Linked DNA regions of Homo sapiens: region 2 is linked to region 1. The links are chromatin loops, found by intact Hi-C in ENCODE. Cell type or tissue: mammary epithelial cell. All regions are shown on one strand. Links, peaks and the distances in the headings refer to the core of each region. The heading gives the core; the rest is flanking DNA.

Region 1 (8,347 bases), core at 284-8,283:
TGAAACCAAAAGAAAGCTTTAGGAAATGAATAGAAGATACAAAGAACCAAATGGGAATTTTAGCACCAAAAAATACAATAATCAAAATTAAGTGATTCTATACCCAATGTACAGAGATGTGAATTCATCCTTATAGGCCCACTTTTATAACCATACGTTAAGATAGTGCCATAACCATTATACACATGCAAACACACACACACAGACATACGCACACACACACACACCCCCAACACATGAAATACATGGATACAGAAAGAGAAATGAGAACGTTTTAAGTATTTCAAGTGAAAGTAATTAAGAATAAATAAAATCTACATGTTGAAGTTGTTCCCATGATTCATATCTAGCTATCTATGGTGCATATTGTTTTGTAGAATTAAGCCTGAGTATTTTATAATTTGTGGAGATTGATTATTCTGCACTTAAAAAGTAGAAGCCCATTGTTAAAAAGTACTCTATGTACATAAGCAGCAATTCTATTTACAAAGAATTGCCCTAATGTGTCTATTTGCATATCATTTGCATATTTGTCTCCATACCTGTCAATCAGCTCCAGCAATGAGCAAATCAGGTAGCCCATAGGGGAACCTGGGCCCAAAGAAAAAAAAAATCCAAGGTGATCTAAGGTGGATGAAACACTTATGCATTTATTTTTTAAGGCAATATTCTTGAAAAAAACATATGGTATAAAAACAGGTAATTTGGATGTCTTAACAAATATAGCTTTTCATCTTTGAATAATTTTATTTTTCATACACTTGAGGGATATTGTTTAATTTTAGTCCTTTTTGTATTTTCTTCAAATTATCAGGCTAGGCTAAAGTACTTCCAACTACTAAATAATACTCAGTGGCAAATTTACTCTAAATTTACTTTTTAATTTTTAATTTGCTTGGCATGTATTATTTCTGGGAATATTCTTACATATGTGAAAGCAGCAAATATTTAAAGTTTAGAAAAATTTTAAAATTCAAGATTGCTAAAAGATACTTAGAAATACCAAAGTTATAGTTATGAATTTCAACACTAGATTCATGGATTTGGTCATAAGCAAAAGGCAAACTGATATTTCAAGAACAAAACCTCCAGGATGTTGAGTAACACTCTCCCTTTCAGGTAGAATTTCTGTGGTTTTCTCCTGGTGCTTATATTTCAGCTTGCAAGATAAACCCTCTGTGAATGATGACACAAGGAAAATCCTGCTTGCTTAATAATGAAGCTTCCAGAACTGATGTTTCTTTGGGGGGTAATATCCAGTTATTGTGTCTGCAGAATCCTGGGACGGGGAAGATGCTTAGTAATCGTTATCATGATGATCACTCTGTATGGTTGCTGAAAGAGAGGGGCCTACATTAGACCTCCTACGCAGCACAGCAGTACTAGCTGGCAAAAAGTATTTTCCAATGGGTAAAATATTTGATTTAGTTTATGCATGGCGTTATGAAGCTAACTTTTGCACATGGTGCACAATGCAATTAATATTTTGACCCTAATCATGAAAAAATGGGAAGTTGGCACCAAATTCACTTTCTAAGTTAATTGTAAAGTTGGGGCCTTGGGATCCTTCTTGGAAAGTGTGGTCCCTGCCAGGCGCTTTCCTTTGCATTAAATCTGTGACTGCACTAACATTCATTAAAAGGGGGGAAATAACCCAATCAACAAGTTTGCTTAAACGGACGACCTTTCTTTGTTAAAACTTGTACACAAAAGAGATGTTGTATGGGAAGTAAGGACTAAGAAAAAAACATTGTAGCAATTTGCTGAACATGGAGACTTATTGAGGATGCAGTCCTGAATAATACACACTAGCTTTGCTCTTCCTCTTTAGTCTGTGTGGAGAAGCTATGAATCATTCATGGTCTCCCAGCTGAGAAGGGCTTCAAAGGGGATGGTTCTGATTGGATGTCCTGTGTGAATTGCCATGCTGCAGAATCTGCTACACCCCTAGCACTGGAGGGTGGAGGAAGCACTTTCATCTGGGCCTCCAAAGTGTTTAGGGTCACAGTTCACCAGGAGATAACGATGTAGATGTACATTCAGAATTAGCTGCAGAGATACCTGTGTAGTGCGGTGTGGAAAAGTGAGCCAGTTAGATCCCCAGTGGATGCTGTGAATCAATTACTGTATTCTGAATACAAGGTTGGCTGCAGGGGATAAACAGATGTCAGAGAATTTTTCCCTAATAAGACCCTGGTAATAGAAAAGCACTGTCAGCTTCATTTTGCATTAAAAATCTCATTTCCTCTTTATATGACCAATTTTATTAGGTCCCTAAACAAAGATATTTTGTGTAACTGTTAGCAGCATAATGTGAATGGTGTCACTAAATTTCATATTTTCAGGTTTAGTCACAAAAATCAAGAGGGAAAATATGAGTCTATCTAAAGTCCCAACTTGAGGAGGTCTAATCAAAAGGGCTCTATGTGAGTCTGTTCACATGCTGATTGGTAATGCTTGATTTTCATTTTAAATCAGAAATATCAAAATTCTTAAAGAATATAATCCTCAGAGTGTAAATTAAAGCTAAATTTTAAATTTCTCTGCACTTTTTCATTTTCTTTCATGGGTGACACTTCCATAAAATTGCCCTAACTAAAGCTCAAACACCATTTATCTTTTCTGGGTAATTTCTTTTTTGAAGCCTTATGCTGGGAGATACCTCTGACATGCTAAATTTCCTAACCCAAACATCAATCTTTTAAAAAAGGAAATTGACACTCGAATCCTTCCCTCTATACCCTTTGGAGGCCCAAATTGAAGTAGAAACATCATTTTGAGCTTTCTGCTAATATCCAATTAACCTCTCCCTTCATCTGCAACTCTCCTAAAAGAGAGAGAATCTCCTTCAGGCTGTCAAGTAGTATATTTTCTGCATACAGCTCCAAGTGGAGAAGGCAGAAGCAGAGAAGGTGATGTGAGTTCACTTTACAGTGTCTCCTATTGATTTGCTGAGAAAATATAATTTTAAGATTCACTAGACTCCGATCCTCCAAATGTAAAAACCTTTGTTTCAAACATCTAAAAGTGAAGACAGGTCAAGGAAGAGCTATTTCTTTATGATCAGAAGAAGACAAAAATAACGAAACTTACATGGTGAAATTATTCAAATGACATAGACAAATAAATTCATATAAGTTGGAAATTTATAATGACAAAGTTAGAGCTCCAGGGATGAAAAGACGTTAAAATTCCCAAACATGCACGCGCACACACACACACGCACGCACACACACATACACACGCACACACACACAAACACATTAATGCATACATATATGTGTTTATAAATAAAATTGTAAAGCTTAAATATGTTGACTGATCTGATGTTATTAATTTTGTTATTGTCTATTTATGTGTGACTATTATGCATTCTCTGGAGCTATACTAATTGTGTTGGCAGAACTCTACAGATCATGGGGCTAAAGTCGAAAGGAATGCTACTTTTGCAATACACAGTTGGTCAGCTCATTCCCCAAAAGAAATTTTAGTATATAACAGACTTTGACAAAGCTGCAGCAGGTGGCGCTCTTCCCCTGGCATGGGTGCTGGCTGGAGCAATTCCCTCCGGGTGGGTTCCCCTGTTGGATGTACTAAATTAGGGTGATGCGTTAGGGCAAAAAACAAACAAACAAACAAAAACCTTGAGATTGTAATTGTTCAAGAATGATGTCCTGTCAGTATCACAATCTGCATAATCCAATTCCTCTTTCCAGTATTCTTTTTTCAATTTCATTTTAATTTGGCATTCCTCATTTATTAGACTAAATTTTGGGTAACAAGTTGCTGGTACACTTGAGTACCTCCTATGTTTCTATCCAGAAGTGGATACATTTCTATCATTCCTTCAATCACTTTTGCACAGATACCATTCCAGAGGGTTTCTTTCAAACAAAATGAATGGCATTATTTATTGACCATAGGTGCATGCCAATTAATAATAGATAGATTAAGCAAGGTGAAAAGTAAATCTTCAAGACTATTGACAGATTGAGTATTAAGTAAAGCATTCCTGGAAGATGAGAATTTAAGTGGCATTAGTCCATAGGTAATAATATTTCTGTAGAGGTTTAAGTTAATTATTCATATTTATCACAATTCTAAAAAGCTGCTTTAAAAAGTGAACCCCAAATCAAAAGTATGTCCCCTTACTACAAACCCCATTATTCTGTTACTACAACACTCTCTGTTTATTGTTAAGAGATGAATATATGTACTTATCATGTTGAGGCATAAGGTTTTTATGGATAATTAATATCGTAGCTATTAAAAGAACTGATGATAAAAAATTAATAATAAATTAGCTAGCTACTTTGATTTTTATTTGAGGCCTCCTCATCTATTTTTTTATGTAAAGCACAGGTTGCCTTGCCATCTTGAAGAAAACCCCGAAGAATATGGAAAACAAGTTTTCTTATTCAATTTCCAAAGTAGAAAATAGGAAAACTAGTCACTGAGACAGAATGAACTTCGATACAAATATTAAAGTAGGAGTTCACAAGGGCAAAGTAGCAATTTTTCAGTTTGGAGACTGAAGGTCTATGAAAGAGTGTGCCTACAAACAAGAGCTCTGATTTGACTTTGTTTGCTTTCTCCATGTCTGGGAAATAACTCTAATATAAATGGAATTTCTTGATTGTCCACGAATAGCATTAACAAAATTAATGTTTGATTTACTACTATTTATAGGTCACTAAAATCTCAATTGCACGTTAGATGAGGAAAGTTCAGATTTTATTTATTTGTCCTAGATAAGGGCCTACTAATTTTCCTCATTATTTCTTCCCACAAAACAGACATTTCCTATGGTAACATTTTTTGACTAGAAAATTTGAATATTTTCATGGATAGTTAAATTCAAGGTGTTGAAAGTGTGGTAGGTTCTCTTAAGTGGTTTGAAAATAAAAGATGACATAGATGAACATACGTGATATTGAAATATACAGCCTAACCAAAGTTTTAAAAAATCTTTCAATCACTTATCTTGATGTGTTCGTCAGGCAGAGAGATCATGATCTGCATAGTACCTATTAAATAGAAAGGACCACGAGGTTTAAGTGTCCCAGAGCAGAGAGATCATGCCTCATTAATTCAGTGTAGCAACATCTTTAGCACACAGTTCATGCTTAATAAACAAATAAAGAATTGAGTCAAAACCACTTACATGAGGAATGGAGTTTATTTCTTAATGGTATTGATACATAACAGTTGTACACTTAGGAGGGATACAGGTGATATTTTGATACATGAAGACAATATGTATTGATGAAATCAAAAATAGAGATATCTATCACCTCAAAAATGTATCTTTTCTTTGTGTTGAGAACGTTACAATTCTTCTAGCTATTTTTAAATAAGATTCTTTAATTCTAATTAGATAGCAGTGTATGGTGAGCATTTAACAGTTTTGGGGGGAATGTTGTAAAAAGTCAAAGTTTTAATATTTTAGTCTAAAATAGGGAGAACGATAATTAAACAAATGAATGTTTTAATGATTTAAAGTTTGAAGAAAGATAATTAAATAAGTAAATGTGGTATGATGGTTAAGTGCCACCTAATCTGGTTATTGGTGTCAAGTATGGCCTCTCCGGGGTGATGGCATCTAATCTGAGCCTAGATCTGAGGATCTTGTAGAAGTCAGTGGATAACATGAGGGTTCATGGTGCAGGACAGTGATGGATGATCAGGCAGAAGGAAGAATATGTACCAGGAAGCACATAATTCAATGACTTGTCATTAAGTAAGGCCACTGGACAAAATTAAAAATGTCAGCTGATATTTTTCATAAATCTGAAGGTAATTATGAAGACACAGATGGGGAGAGAAAGAGCTTCTGAATTAAAACTATGATTGGATAAATAGAAATGATACAGAAATGGTCCATAATTTTACAGGAAGTTTGTTTTATATGTACTTTCAGTTATTCAGACATGATAATAGCCAGAAAACAAAAACAATTTGCCAGAATCAAATTATGGTATTTAAAAGGACACAACAAATGATAGTTTTATAGCATTAAATATCAATAAACAATAAACAATCTTCTCTAAAATGTGGAAGATAAAAAGTGCTACCACAACAACATGAAAATCATTGAAGATCAAATTATAGGTTTATAATGTTATGGTGGTATCCAATTTTCTTTATGGTCTTAACTTGTTCATGAATACCCAAGGAAATGTAAGTCATCTATTACGAATAGGAAGAAAAGCATTCTCTTGCTCCTCTGTTTTTCTTGTGTTCAAAGAGACAGCTAAGATGTCAAATTCATATAATTTGTATAATTCTTCTTTTATCATTATTGTAAATTTGGTAATAGAAAATAAACACAGAGATAATCCATACATTTTAAGGTTATTTGGCTGACAGTGGGGTCTCACACAATCTCTAGTGGGGGAATGATACAGTCACACATCTGTCATCTCAACATTGGCCCTCAGTTGCCCACTAACATGGATTTAGCTGTTCCTCAGTAGAGTTTTGTCAAAGGAAAGCTACAATCAACACTACTTAAATAAGAGGCCTACTGAAAGAATCTGGTGAGACTGTTAAAAGAGTAATATGACACAATTTTATATTGTTTGATTCTGTTCTATTTGTGGTATTAAGGAAATGGATGTCAATTTACTGTTCATTGGCAGGACCAGCTACATAATTTTGGGGGCTCAGGGCAAAATGTAAATCAAAGGTTGCTTATTCAAACATTCCTAAGACTCAAGACTGTAATAGCAGGGCAATAAGCCAAGAGTGGGGTTATATACGGCTGCATAGGCTTGTATGTGCAGGAAGCCTACCCTGATTCCTGGTATGGTACATCGGTACAAACCATACTTGGTTAATGATAATGAGATGTTGGCATAAACATTCACTCTGAGAAGGAAGCCCCTGAGAAGTCTACCCCTGAAAGAGCAGCATGCCACTGTTGGGACTTCCCCATTAGACTAAGAGGTCATCCATCAGTTTCTCTGTACTATAAGGAAGAAGATGGAGGCAAAGGTGAGTAGAGAGCACAAGATTAGGCAGCAGGTATCAAAGTAGGGTTTGTTTCTTTACATTAAAAGATAACTAGTAAACTGAATGAATATCAAGCAAAGAAAAATTCTGCCTTCAATATAATACGCTGATTTTTATAAAAAAGTATACTTTTGATTTTCCAAACATCCCTCTGCACACAACTCCATGTGTTAGAAGAGAATTATCAGCCATGAGTATAAAGTATACAATAAGAACAATTCCCAGTTGTCTGATTGCAAGCAAAAGATTTATTTGAAAAGAAGAATTGTCATTTCAACTTCATAAGCAATTTGGTTTCTCTATGTGCTTATTGATAGGTGCTATTTTCACAATTCAGCACTAATTATTAACTTGTATTTTCAGGAGGGTATGCATATAATTTTCACTATTCCCAAGGGATATTTGTAAATAACACTTTAGAGCAGAGGCTGAAAATGTGTTTAGCTCTCACTTCTAGTTGCATATTACCTCCCATTATAATCCTGTTGAGAAGTCATAAGTGTTAGCTGGTATTATACCTCCACACTCAAGGTACCCATATTTCAGAAAGAATAGAGGAGTTTTCTGTTAGAGGAGCATGGAATGAGAAGTTGGTCCCTGGATACTTTTTCATTTTAGTGGCATGCCATTAGCATCTTGAATATTTCAATGTATGCACAAGAAAGTTCATAAGGGGATAAAATAACAATAATAATGTCAGATTTACATAGAGTCTTATACTAAAAACTCTTAAACTGCTTCCAAAGCAGGATCAGATCAGATACTTATCTGAGCTCCTTTTCATTTTCTTTTTTTATTTTTGAAAAAATAGAAATACAAAATACTGGTAATTTACAGTTATATTGCTTTCTTTTGCACCGCAAGAATTCATTTTATTACTTAAGTGTAATTTTTCTAAAAAGAGATGAAAACATGCTTTTTTTTCTATTTGATCATCAGTAACTAGAACATTGTTTATTTGGAGTTTTTCTCTGTGTATAATTTAAGTTAATACTATAATTTTAAAATGCTGAATGTAGAATTTTTAATGTTCCTAACACTATTTTGAAACCAATAAAATTAATCTTTGCTATTGAATTAAATTCAGTAAACAATTATTGGAACTCATTATGACTAAAGTATATACCAGGTGTCTAAGGAATGCTAAAGTGAGCAAGGCGTGGTGACTGGCCTTCAAGACATTCATGATCCACCAGTATCATGGGGGTCATCCACAAGCCAGCTGTGGTAAGCCCTCCTGGAGAATTATAAGCACGATGTGATGAGAGAACAAACCAGGAAATTATGTCCTGGAAAAGGTAACATATAAGCCTTAAAGAATGATTAAGAATTA
Region 2 (8,347 bases), core at 302-8,301, 520 kb after region 1:
TTAAGTAGTCCTGCTTTTATCCTTAGAAGAATATATATTACCTGCTGGTTTCTAGATTTCTTGTGGTGATTGAGGAGAGCTGCACTTTTAGGAGCCACTTCTCAGGTTAGAATCACAAGGATGTTGTGAGGTAATGTCTGGAAAGCACTTTGAGCTCCTTTGAGAAAGGTGCTACATCAATACCATGTATTATTATTTATTATCAGCCTGAGAGAAAAGCACGGGCAGGAGATGCCTTTTGTTCCCTTCCCTGGATACAACAGTGCTGTGGCTTACATAGATTTCAGTTGTGGGGATGTTCCAGCACTTGCAGTCTTTGACTGGAAAAATGCAGGCTGCTAGGGAACACTCCAGGGAGAGAGGATCAGTTTAGTGCTACAGATGAAGAAGGACAGACTCTGAGGTTGTGCAGGCCAATCACACTCTTTCTTTAATAAGCAGAAGCTGTTTCTCCTGTTGGGAAATTTAATTCCCAGAGTGTGTGTGGGATGGGGGAGGAGATGCATTTTGCATTTCTGGAGATTCCGAAGCACTCTTTGAAAAGAAAAAAATCAAAGTGCTCAATACAGTATCCTGTGAGCTGGGTTCTGTTGCTTCCCGCCCATTCTATTTGTAAAATGAATACCCTCCTTGAGTTGAGCAGCTTGAGCTCACACAGTCTCCTCAGTGCCTTAAAATAAAAATAAACCTCATCCTTCTTGGCTGCAACAAAATTCAAGTCAATTTTAAAGTTCCAGCTCAGATGTCATTATTTCCTCTTTAAACTTTAAAAAATAGTTGTTATGGATTGAGTTTCGTTCTCCCGTAATTCATATGTTGAAGTCCTAACCCCTAGTACCACAGAGAGGAGCTGTATTTGGAGGAAGGGGTTTCAAAGAGGTAATTAAGGTTAAATGAGGTCCTTGAGGGTGGACCCTAATTCAATGTGGCTGAGGTTCTTAGGAGAAGAGGAGATTAGATCCCAAACACACAGAGGGAAGATCATATGAAGACAGAGAAGACAGCCATCTGCAAGCCAAGCAGAGATCTCAGAAGAAATCAGTCCTAATGACACATAGCTCTCAAACTTCTAGTTTCTAGAATTGTGAGAAAATAAAATTCCGTTGTTTAAAGCCACCCAGCCTGTGGTACCTTGTTGCAGCAGCCCTAGCAAACTAATACAATAACCAAAAAGTAATCAGTAAAAAACATCGTGTACTCTAAATTTTGCCACTCAAAGTGTGATCCCCAGGCCAACAGTTTTGGTGCCACCTTGGACCTGGAAAGCACCTTTGGAATGATCTGCCTTTTAACAAGCTCCGCAGGTGATCTGTGTGCATATAAAGGGCTTTCATTTTGTTTTTTTTGTTTTGTTTTTTATGGATTTTTTTGAGACAGAGTTTTGCTCTGACACCCCTGCTAGAGTGCAGTGGCATAATCTCGGCTCACTACAACCTCTGCTTCCTGGGCTCAAGCCATCCTCCCAACTCAGCCTCTCGAGTAGCTAGGACTACAGGCGCTTGTCACCATCCCTGGCTAATTATTGTATTTTTAGTAGAGAAGGGGTTTTGCCATGTTGCCCAGGCTGGTCCTGAACTCCTGGCTCAAGCGACCCACCTGTCTTGGCTTCCCAAAGTGCTAGGATTACAGGCATGAGCCACCATACCCGACCCATATAAAGGTTTGAGGAGTGCTCTCTTTGAATTATTCAGCTTGCCTTAATGGGTAACAAACCACTCCAAAACCAAGTGTTTAAATCAGCAACAATGTGTTATTTCTCAAGATTCTGTGAGTTGGCTAGGTGGTCACTCTTCCAATTTCATTGGGGCTCTCTCATGTAGCTGCATTTGTGCAACCTTTGCTAAGCAACTTGATCTCACAAGACTTTAATAACATTTTTTGTTGTTGTTGTTATACATGTTGGTATGGCTACCTTATACTTAGGACTAATGGCACTAAATAGTGCCACTATTAACTGTATGTTGTTCAGGGAAGGGCAGGGCCAATGGATTGAATAGTATGGACTTGCTGGACCTGAATCCATGACCGCTGCTTTGCCACACCAGTGTCCTTGGTAGCCTTGAATTATGATACTGGTAGAGGCATTTAATAATTCCATTTATGGTGGGAATAAGAAATTTTATTTTTAAGTAAGTGCATTTTTTTAGAAAAGGAAGTCAGTGCAAAGACCATTACTAAGTAAATGATGTTCTAGGGTGTATGAGACTATAGCAAAAAGCATGAAGCTAGTATGTAAACTATCAAAGTTTGCAAAACACTCTCTTAGTTCACAATTTGCAAATTTTGTAAAAGGTCAAAGGCCCTCCTACTACTTTCAGTATATGTGGGGGTCTTTGAGAAGATGATAGGAAAATAAAAAGATGTGAGGTCATTAAGATATTTCTTCTTCCTTCAACCTCAGAACAGAATGGAGGTGAGAAAGTACCTCCCTATTTCCCTTCTTAACTGTGTTGCTTTTCAACCATGATTATTATGGTAATATCAGCACCTGATATTTATGTGGGATCTTATGGTTTGAAAAACTCTCACACATGCTTGATGTCATTTGATCTGTAAAGTATTTTATCTGTATGGCATTTTATCCTATATAGAAAGTAAGCAGAGTGATCGCTTGTCTTTGAAGCGAAGGAAGGTCTGGGTATTGTTGGAATCATTCTCTCAGTAGGGGCAGAGCTTCCCCTATATGCATAGTTTTCTATAAAGCTGATCCTATTTGTTGGAGGCCAACAGTGCCTTTGGTTTTCTGGGAATCACTGGATAAATCACAGTCAACATTAACCACATGTTTTCCAGGGAAGGGCAGGGCCAATGGATTGAATAGTATGGAGGGCTGGCTGGACCTGAATCCAAGACCAATGCTTTGCCAAATCAGCATCCTTGGTAACCTTGCATCATGATACTGGTAGAGCCATTTAATAATTGGCAATATTGGCACAAAGTAGTGTGCCATGTAAAGCACTCCTGTTCTTCAATTTCTACTTCAAATTGTCATTTCTTCCTCAGGTCCTTTGATGTGGAATTTCTTTCCCCCTTTACTTGCAATTCATAGAAATTTTAAGGTTTTTCTATTCTATTCGTGTTAAATGACTTTGTTTGGAGTTATGTTTGTAATGACTTCCAGTGCAAAAAGTGATTCCTTAAGAGCAGAAACAAAGTCTTACCAATGTTTGTAGTGACCACAGCCTCCAGTACCATGCTTTGTACATAGCAGGTGCTGAAGGAAGCTTACGGGCTTGAGATTAAAACATAAGACACAAAGTATTACCAAAAAGAGAAAAGATTCTAATAGTATGTTATTTTGCATCAATATTCTTTTGAGACTTTTATATTTTGTAAATTGTAGCCTAGGTATAAATTTTTCATGGTCCAGTTCACCTTTTTAAGAAACTTTCTGTCATCCTTTCTAGATGTGAGAATTTAGGTTCATTTAGGAGCTATGGCAGAATAAAATGCTGCTATCCTGGGATCTGCGAGCAGACTTTTATCTTTAATTTTAAAATATGTAATCCCTATTTCTCCACTGAATTTTGAAAATTACAGGCACACATTTTGTGAAACATTCCTGTTTTTCTTTAGTTGTGTGTACATTAATTAATGGTTATTTATACACATGTTAAAAATGTCTCAGATAATGTCACTTGAATAAGACTTTGTATAGGTAGAACTAATACAGCAATTTAATAATTTACATCAGCATTAAGATTGGCTTAGCATTCAAAATAAAAGCTATTTAAGCAGGCAAAGAATTTAGCAGTAGCTTTGTATGTTTTTATGTAACCTATAATTAAAATTATTAATGGTAGAAATCTTTCAGTAACTCTACAGAATAACAGCTTGAATTCTCATGAACACTTGGTTACTGTCTCTAATATTGAGGATTGTACTGGCTCATTTCATCCCAGGTCCTAAATTTACTAAGGGATAGTGTCAAACCATTATTTAAAGGCTACACAGTTTTCTGATCATGTGCTAACCCCTGAGCATATTTTGTTTATTTGTGTAATTACTCCTCTTAGCTGTGAGAATTTGGAAGTGCAAGTACAGGAACAATATCTGCATACCATATTGTATTTGTTTCATATTTTCATTTAAAAAACCCACACACATTCTGCAGTAAGATGATGACAAGCTAGAAGTAGTCCCTAATATAACCTTTCCCAGCTTCTCATGAAAATACTCGCAAACAGCTCAACATCTTTTAGAAAACAGAGGCTCTTGGAAAGTTCCAAAATGTCTCATGGGGGATTGAAATATACAGACAGGAAGAGCTACTGAAGAAAATAACCATTGATTGATGCTTCAAAAAGCAAGGGAAATAAGGTCAAAATGTATATATTGTAAAATTAAAAGTATGTTAAAGGGAATGAAAAGGTTTGAATGCTCCTGAAAATTAAAGTTAATACTAAACCGTATGGCAGAGTCTGAGGTGTGAAGGGGTTTGCCATCTGTGATTTGGAGGCACTGGTTTGAAGAACCCAGTTGTAGCCTACACATGCATTTGAACCTGAACAGCATGGCTGGCTGGCACGCAGGATGGAGGACGTGTTGACTCATCAGTCAGCCTCTTGGATGAAAGAGTAGGGGCAGGTAACTGGACAGCTATCACCTACGTTTAGGACACATCTTTTGCATTGGCCAAAACAGAAACAGCCTTTATTTTGTGTATACTGTTACTTACAGACTCCAATCATCCTGAGTTGGGTGGTAAACAGATGCATACTGAAATTCTAGACCATATTTTGTTATAAGGTAAAGATCAAGCCCAGACACACACACACACACACACACACACACACACACCACATCCATATTTATATATGGTTGTGCACATGTGCCCTTGGTAACATTTTGGAGAATTTGGAAACTATAATTTGTAAGGTTATATAGGCCAAATTTTCTCACCAAAATAAATGAGAAATTCTATTTTTAAAAATCTAGATAGAAATGTTCAGGCCCTTAAAAGCTAAAAAATACCGTCCTAAAACCTGGTTAACAGAAACCAACCATGCAGTTGTAGATTAATTTAAACATACAAATATGAGAATATTATACATCAAAATGTATGGCATATTTAAAGATATGCTAAGAAATATATTAACTATTAAAAGATAGAAAATGTAAGTCATTTAATCATTAAATTCAATACTTAGAAGAAAGCAAAGAAAACCCCAGAAAGTAAGAAGATAAAAATGATAAAACTGAGATAGGAGCAATACAAGGTGGTCGCAGGAGAATGGAAAATTCCTGAAGGCCGTTTCACATGACTGGCAAAAGGGAACTGTTGAAATAGCTGCAGAAGCTAGTTGCTGATAAGACCTGAAAAACCAGGGCATGGGCCAAATTTGCTAAGACTGACTGGACCCAACATGGCACTGGATTTGACTTAGGTTCACCTAGGGCCTCATTAGATGCTCACGAACATACTAAATCACACACACACCAGTGTCATGACAGTTCTGGGAACACACATATTTGATGCAAAAATGGGCGGCATCACAGTTCCAAGAAACCTCCACCTATTTCCAGGAATTTTTATGAATATTCTACCCCTTGGTTAAAGAAACCCATAAAGGTAGCGGCCCCAAACCCCCTTGTGTGACTCTCTTGAGTACACTCATACTCCCCTTTCTTGAATGTGTACTTTTCATTCTACAATAAATTTCCACACTTTCACCATTTTCCAACTTGTCCTTGAATTTCTCCTTGCAAGATAGTGTCAACAGCCTGGACACTGGCCAGGGTCAGAGGTCCCACCAACGTTTGGAGACCTCCCTTAGCCCACCAGCATCAAAACTAACTGCAGAAATTAGTGAGTTAGAAAGCAAAATGTGTGATTACAAAGTAAATCTGGCTGGGCGCGGTGGCTGACGCCTGTAATCCCAGCACTTTGGGACGCCGAGGTGGGCAGATCACGAGGTCAGGAGTTCGAGACCAGCCTGGCCAACATGGTGAAACCCCGTCTCTACTAAATACACAAGAAATTAGCTGAACGTGGTGGAGTGCGCCTGTAATCCCAGCTGCTGGGAGGCTAGGGCAGGAGAACCGCTTGAACCTGGGAGGCAGAGGCTGCAGTGTGCCAAGATCGTGCCATTGCACTCCAGCCTGGGCGACAAGGTGAGACACCATCTCAAAAAAAAAAAAAAAAAAAAGTGAATCTAAGAACTGCTTAATTTTCATGAAATTCGGCAAGATAAATGTTTAGCAAAGCTAATTAATTAGATAAAATACATAAAATTAGAAATAAAAGTTATAAAAACTGCTTACATGAGCATATTACGTACAATTTTATATTAATAATTTTAGTCTAAATGAAATACATGATTATTTGTGGGGGGGGGGACTATATATGCTCAAAATCGACCTAACAATTGAAAATCTGCAAGATAATTTTTTAAATCTAAAAAAGCTTTCCCAAGGTATTTGTACAATCAACAATTTTAAAATTATCTGCAAAATTTACTGAGAAAAAAAGTTACAAAGCAAAAGTGACATGCGCTTGGGTAGACACCAGCACGGCTTCACTAATCTCTGAAGCAAGGTGGACATGGTCCTCTGTCAACTGTCAGCCAAGGTCCTTAGGAGACTTTGATAAGCAGAGCCCCCTACTGACCCACGCTGAACGTATAACATGAATGAGAAATAAACTTTTGTTTTGTTAGGTCACTGACATCTTGAAGTTATTTATTACTACCTATTTTGTCTGATACTGACACTGATATAAAAATATATTCAACAATGTAGAATAAATAACCAGAAAACAGCCCGATTATCTAAAACAATATAATATGCAATAAAGAGGGGCTGGGTGCCGTGGCTTACACTTGTAATCCTAGCACTTTGGGAAGCCAAGCCGGAAGGATCACATGAGCCTAGGAAGTTGAGACCAGCCTGGGTAACACAACGAGACCCCATCTCTACTAAAAATAAAAAACATTAGCTGGGCCTGGGCATTGTGGCACATGCCTGTAGTCCTGTTTACTTGGGAGGTTGAGGTAGGAGGATCTGTTAAGCACAGTAGGTCAAGGCTGCAGTGACCCATGATTGTGCCATTGCACTCTAGTCTGGGAGACAGAGAAAGACCCTGTCTCAAGAAACATACAACAATCGAACAAAAGTAAATAAATAAATGAGGCATCACAGATAAGTGGGAAGGCACAGAGATAACTAGTTATATGGAAAAATAGAGATTTTGATTCTTACGTTATACCATAGAAGAAAAGAAAAAGTCAAGACATAAAAGTAAAAGGCATCATGAGGGTGAATACTGAAACTCTGAAGAGGGCTGTAGGCTTTTGAGGGGATTTAAAAACATTTGGAACTGGAAAAAAAGCTAACTCCAAAGAAAGACTCATAAAATTTAAACTAATAAATGTTAAATTAAATATTAAGAAACTAAAACCTAGTCTGCTGCCACTCAAGTCTTAAATACAGTAATTATATGAGTTCCAATCACAAAGATAAAATCAAGTAATGTCTTCTTAGCAAAACTCATAATTTAGCTTATAAGATCTTATAATCAACATTGAATTCATCTTGGAGAATCCCAAAGCATCATTGGCCAGACTTAGAGCTTGGGTTTTCAACTTGGCTTTTCTGCTTGTCAGAGATGTGAGCTCTGATAGTCACGTAACCTCTTGAAGACAGCTTCTCTTTCTGTGAAGGCATTGAGTCAGGTGATCTTAAAGTCTCTTCCAATTGTCAAATACTGTGATAATATAATTATCTATAGCAATCAAAATATTTTAAAATATTGTTAAAAGGAGATATAAAATAACACAAAACAGATTGGCTTAAAAGAGAAAGCATATATTTATAAAAGCATAGCCTTTCGGCCAGAACCACCATCTTCCAGTAAATCGCCAAAATGATAAACAAAAGGGAAAGAGGAGAGGCACCCAATATATGTTCTCTAGACCATTTAGAAAACATGGAGTTGTTTCTTTGGCCATGTACATATGAATCTATAAGAAAAGTGATACTGTAGACATCAAGGGAATGGGTACTGTTCAAAAAGGAATGCCCATAGGTGTTGCCATGGAAAACTGGGAGAGTCTACAATGTTACCCAGCATGCTGTTGGCATTGTTGTAAACAAACAGGTTAAGGGCAAGATTCTTGCCAATAGAATTAATGTGCGTATTGAGCACACAAAGCACTCTAAGAGCTGAGATAGTTTCCTGAAGCACGTGAAGGAAAATTATCAGAAAAAGGAAGAAGCCAAAGAGAAAAGTACCTGTGTTCAACTGAAGCCCCAGCCTGCTCCATCCAGAGAAGTGCACTTTGTGAGAACCCATGGGGAGGAGCCTGAGCTGCTGGAACCTCTTCTCTATGAATTCATGGCATAATAG

Evidence for each region. Peaks named below come from ENCODE experiments on the same cell type or tissue, not always from the same donor. Only the 100,000 strongest peaks of a DNase experiment are listed, where the experiment ranks them.
Region 2: it touches region 1 in a loop (17-fold over the local background); 5 of 110 quality-filtered maps call a loop at or near these places.

What each region holds. Positions count from the first base shown.
Region 1 is chr13:78,237,976-78,246,322 of GRCh38, forward strand. All of the region lies in intron 2 of OBI1-AS1 (OBI1 antisense RNA 1), which reads left to right. Among named protein-coding and RNA genes, the nearest start is that of OBI1-AS1, 190 kb to the left of the region's middle. In mammary epithelial cell, for the core only: a CTCF peak has its summit at 3,532 (motif pointing right); no DNase peak of the experiment used is centred there.
Region 2 is chr13:78,753,310-78,761,656 of GRCh38, forward strand. It overlaps LOC105370272 (a long non-coding RNA gene), which reads right to left. Exons shown (of 3, transcript XR_942107.2): 2 at 8,233-8,347; 3 at 7,466-7,723. It also overlaps the pseudogene RPL21P111. Among named protein-coding and RNA genes, the nearest start is that of LINC00331, 83 kb to the right of the region's middle. In mammary epithelial cell, for the core only: a CTCF peak has its summit at 4,038; no DNase peak of the experiment used is centred there.